2 separate regions of the Homo sapiens genome follow, and region 1 is linked to region 2. Evidence: chromatin loops called from intact Hi-C (ENCODE). Cell type or tissue: PC-9. All regions are shown on one strand.

Region 1 (2,500 bases), 250 kb before region 2:
GGGATTGTACCACTGCACTCCAGCTTGGGTGACAGACCAAGACTTTCGTCCAAAAAAAAAAAAAAAAAAAAAAGAAAGAAAAGAAAAGAAAACCCTAACTTTCCACCCCGAAGTAACAAGAGGATCAGAGGCTACTCCCCTTGACATTTTCTGCCAGGCAGTTGGAAAATTGGGAGTTAGCAACAAATCAGACCGATTGCGGGTCCAGTCTTCCTTTGCAACTTTGTAATTTCACTCCAGCCTCTGAATGGTTGTCTACAACCAATCAGACTGATTGCGGGCTACCACTTCATTTACATGAGGTGAGCATGAAGTGGCCAAAGGGAAACAAACCTCTAGAGGGTATTTGAACCCAGGCAGATTCTGTATCCAGGTCCTTGAGCCTCTGCCCTGGTAGCTCCTACACTGTGGAGTGTACTTTCGTTTTCAATAAATCCCTGCTTTCGTTCTTTCGTTGCTTCATTCTTTCTTTGCTTTGCTGGGCCTTTTGTTCAATTCTTTGTTCAAAATGTCAAGAACCTGGACAATTGCAGTCACGACCGTCTACCGGTGAGAGGCCCACACTTTGTCACTTACAAACTATGTATGACCTTGGCCAGATGAATCTCAGCCTGTTTCAACATCTACAACTGGTGGTAATACCCATCTATTCCTACAGACTTGTTAAAAGGATTAAATGATAAGCAGAAATATCTACCAAGACTTTACAAGCAAGCCAAACTGCTTTCTGTGCTTTTTCTTGTTTTTTGTTTTTTTGGGGTTTGTTTTTTTTTTTTTTTTTTTTTTTTTTTATGGTGAGGCAGAGGGAGTAACCTTTGGCGTCAACAGAAAAGCCACTAGGTTTCCTCTTCTTTTCTTCCCTGGTGAGTGATACTTTTTGGAAGATATCTCAGAAGTTTTTTAAAAGCTCATTTATGAAATATAACAAGACACATTTTCAATATCATGGAACTTAGGAGGATACAAAAAGCAAATATAATTTTAATCACAACAGGAGGAGTCTTTTATTGTTTTACCCCCACTCTCGGGCATCCTGGACACGCATTAACAGTCTACAACGGAGGGCTCATTCACGATTATAAAAGACTGTGAAAGATGAGTAACGATTTAAGGCTTCTCTCCAGAGGCCCTTCCCCAGCTCCAGGTTTAGGCTGAACTGCCCACGGGGACCATTTTCTTGCTGCCTAATCTCCCCCTCTTCTCCCGCCCCACGCGGTTCCACCCACTCGCGCGTCTCGGGACTCTGATGAACGTCCTAAACTCCAGCCTGGACGCTCTGGGCTCTGGATCTGAAGGGCGTGGAAGCACCAGAAGTCAAGGCCGCCTTCCATTCTTCCCTCAAGGCCTCAACCACCCTCCGATCCCAAGGTTGCGTGGTCCGGGCCGCACAACCCTCCTCTCCCTAGCTCAGCGCCTCCTCCACCCCCACCCGATGTCCCCAGGAAGGGTCAGCGCGGGGACGAGGTCTGGTCATTGCCCGGGAATTACCCGGCCCGGGAGCGAGCTCAAGGCGGGGAGGGCGCGAGCGTGCTCCTCGCGAGGCCCCGCCCCATCGCCAGATGCGGCGCTGTTGGTGAGCGGTGATTGGTGGGTGCAGCCGCGGAATGAATGGGGTGACCGCCGCGGGGGAGCGGGGCGGGCCCGCCGAGGGCGCGGGGCGGGCGAAAGGAGCCGAGTGGCGCAGGGCTGGCGAGAGGAGCCGAGTGCCGCGGGGGTGGCGGCGGCACCGCCCTGAGCCACAGGCAGTTAACGGTGTCCACGCCGCGCGAGTGGAGGAGGGGGCCCCAGGCAGGCCCTGGTACCCGCGCCTGGCGCGAGTGTGCCCACCGCGTTCCGGGAACCCAGAAGTGATGGTGGCCCTCAAGGGCCTGCGGTCAAGACTGGGGGAAGGGGTTGCAAAGGGAAGCCACGCCCGCCCCTCAGGCCGGTGACAAAGGGCGTCCCCGCCTCTCTGGATCCCTCCCGGGTTCTCGGAGCGCGATGTGCCAAGAAGGCCCGGCTCCTTTGATTGGAATTCATGTCTGGACACCCAGTTTTTTTCTGTCCCTACACCAATACCCCTTTTTGACTCCATATTTTAGATTCAGTCACTCAGGCCAGGTGGCTCACACCCCTGATTCCAGCGCTTTGGGAGGCCAAGGAGGAGAATCGCTTGAGCCCAGGACTTCGAGGCTGCAGTGAGCGGCGATCGCGCCACTGCGCTCCAGCCTGGGCGACAGAGCGAGACCCTATCTCGAAAAACAGGAAGAAAAAAAAGTGTGCGCACACTTTATGCCCGGCACACCCCAGTAACAAGGTAGACTTGTTTCTGCCATCCTGAAGTGTAATAGGGAAGGTAGGAGGTAAAAATGAGTAAACAGAACAACTACAGATTGTGCTAAGTGCTGTGGACAAAGTAAAGTAGTGGCTGAGGAAGAGGAAGTAGAGGAGAAACTGATTTTAGCCAGGTATGGGAAAGACCTGTCGTTTTAAAACGATGACTTCTCAATTGAGACCTGGG
Region 2 (2,500 bases):
TTCCTAAGCTAAGGAAATTACACTGAGATCAGAAGTGGCTGGAGCAGCAAATGTCACACTCCAAATGCCACATTCACAGAAGCAGAAAGGACAAAAACAAATCGGCAGCCCATTTTTGCACAGCTGTGAGATGGAGTGTCTGAAAAATGTAGTCTTGAGATATCTCACTTGTGTTTTTATCAGAACACTTCAAATGATAGCAGCAAATCTTTGGCTTAGTGGAAAAAAGTCTCCAGAGTTGGAGTTAGATGTCCTGGATCCTATCTAGAGTTCACCCTTACCCTGTCTTTGGGCAAATCATGCTTCTCTGGGTCTCGGTTTCCTCCTTCAGTCTAAATGGCTATATGGCCTCTCATGGCCCTAACACTGTAAGACAATAATAGTGGTATTAATTTGGATTAGTCAAACAAGGGACAGCTCCCTCAGGGCATAACTTTCTGCTTCCAGGTGATGCTGGCATCCCTCCACCAGCACCTGGATCCACTCCCCCAGGAGGATGAGGGTGTGATTTGTACATCCAGCTCTCCTACCCTGAGACCTTGAGTGACCCAGGATGCAGCTAAGAGACACTGGCCATGCCCACAAAGAGAGCAGAGGCCTGAGAAGGGGCTGCAGAGAGACGGGAGAGTTTTGCTCTGCTTGCAGCAAGCCCAAGAACTTAATTTAAACCTAGTGAGTTAATCAGCTGCAGTCTTCCAGTTTAATCCCTTAGAGCCAAAGCTTTCAAGAAGCCTTGACAGTCATCTGGGACCTATAAGGCGCTGTCCTGGGTCATGGTGGTGGTGGGAGGAGCTGGGGCAAGGAGCTGGCAGTGGGGGGCTCTGCAGACAACTTGCTTATGATTTAGTAGGAGAGAAGTGACACAAGTCAGTTAGTCACAATTTTTCTCTGAAGCCTTCTGAGGTGTGGCACTGGCCAGGATGTGGTAGAAAGTAAACACAGGTGAAACAGAGCTCTTTGAGAGTGCCCTGGAGGCCCAGGGGGAGTAGATTGTGTGTAATTATTTAATCATTCATTGGCTGGAGTTAAACTGTGGAAAGCCTCCAGGAGGAATAGTAGAACTTCCAGGAGGAGCTGGAGGGTGGGGAAGGTGAGAGAAAGAGCATTCCAGATGCCAGCAGAGCAAAGGGGCAGGGGTAGGGAGGGGCTTTGGGTGTCCTGGGAACCAGAACTATTCTTGGCTAGGAGCAGACCTGGAGGAGGAGCAGGAGGCGAGCTGGAAAGGTAGGTTAGTGTCAAACCTGTACAGACCTAGAATGCAAAGTTTATTATTTGGGCTTTAACCTGCATACCAAGGGTCAAAAATTGGCCGATTCCACTCATCCTGCAGATGGCTTTTGTTTGACCTGTATCGTGTTTTTATTTTTTTCCTTTTAAACTTGAGTTTGGTTAAGCATACAACATTTCACAAACAACATGGATTTCCAGCTTCTCTTTAAAAATAGGAAGGTCAGGCCTTATAGAGAATCTTCGAACGGAAGCTGAGTAGCCGCTTCCCTTTCAGGCAAGAGACACAGGGTCTGGCTTGCCACTGCCTGCACACCTGGTCCACCTCACTCACTTGTGGTGTCCTCTGGACCTTCACAGGTGTTTGAGTTCATCACCCTTGCCAGAGACAGCAGGCTGTAGAAAGTTTAGAAGGTCACAACTTGTGGATAACAGAGGAAGGTTGTGCCTCAGACTAACCTGATGCCAGCGTTTTGATTGGGAAGGGGCGAGAGTACAGGAAGAATATCTGATAGGAAACTGTTTTATAGGTTCAAGCTAGAGGTGGTGAGGTCCTGACCCAGTCAGTGGCAGTGAATGAAAATAAAGAGGTGGCCTTATATGCAGAAGGAACAGAGGCTGCCCAGTGCTGTGCTTGGAGGGCCAACAAGCTCTCTGTCTCAGATTCATGCTCAACAAGCTTGAATCCCATGCTCTAATAAGAATACTACCTTAGCTAGGTCAAGGCTGCAGTGAGATGTGATCACACCACTGCACTCCAGACTAGGTGACAGAGTGAGACTCTGTCTCAACAAAAAGAAAACAAATGACCTTAGCTCTAGGTAGTGAATAATACTTTAACACTTTTATCCAATGAGATCAGGAATGTCATTCCCCACCAGAACCTTGTGAGCTTGGTATTGTGACTGTCATCCTCGTTCTGCAGATAAAGAAATTGAGACTCAGAGATGATCTATTATTTGTCTACAATCATTCAGCCAGCAAAATGGCAGAACCAGAACAAACCTTTACCCATGGGCTCCCAGTCTGAATCCATCTCCCTTGGGCAGGGTGTACTCGTGTGACACATAGCATCACTCTCTGTGCTTTTTAAAACTGCAAATACATCTAGGAAGGTAGGAGAAAGCACTTCACCTCCCAGTGATGGTCTGAATATTATCATTGGATCTATATTTGTCTAGAGGCACGCTAGCATTGGGGACAGAGTGTAGGCTCTGGAGCCAGCCTACCTAGATGTGAATCCCATCATAACCACTCATTGGGTAAGTTACTA

What was found. A loop is a pair of places that touch in the nucleus more often than their neighbours do. Peaks named below come from ENCODE experiments on the same cell type or tissue, not always from the same donor. Only the 100,000 strongest peaks of a DNase experiment are listed, where the experiment ranks them.
Region 1: a loop joins it to region 2, with 15 times the contacts of the local background. A loop is called at or near these places in 3 of 110 quality-filtered maps.

What each region holds. Positions count from the first base shown.
Region 1 is chr6:53,358,573-53,361,072 of GRCh38, reverse strand. No RefSeq gene overlaps it. Among named protein-coding and RNA genes, the nearest start is that of ELOVL5, 11 kb to the right of the region's middle. RefSeq lists enhancers at 694-1,201, 1,202-1,710 and a silencer at 1,462-1,821. In PC-9, no CTCF peak of the experiment used is centred here; DNase peaks (open chromatin) are centred at 1,522 and 1,942; H3K4me3 peaks cover 1,608 bases; H3K27ac peaks cover 2,125 bases.
Region 2 is chr6:53,111,109-53,113,608 of GRCh38, reverse strand. No RefSeq gene overlaps it. Among named protein-coding and RNA genes, the nearest start is that of GCM1, 36 kb to the left of the region's middle. In PC-9, no CTCF peak of the experiment used is centred here; DNase peaks (open chromatin) are centred at 438 and 1,028; H3K4me3 peaks cover 918 bases; H3K27ac peaks cover 2,392 bases.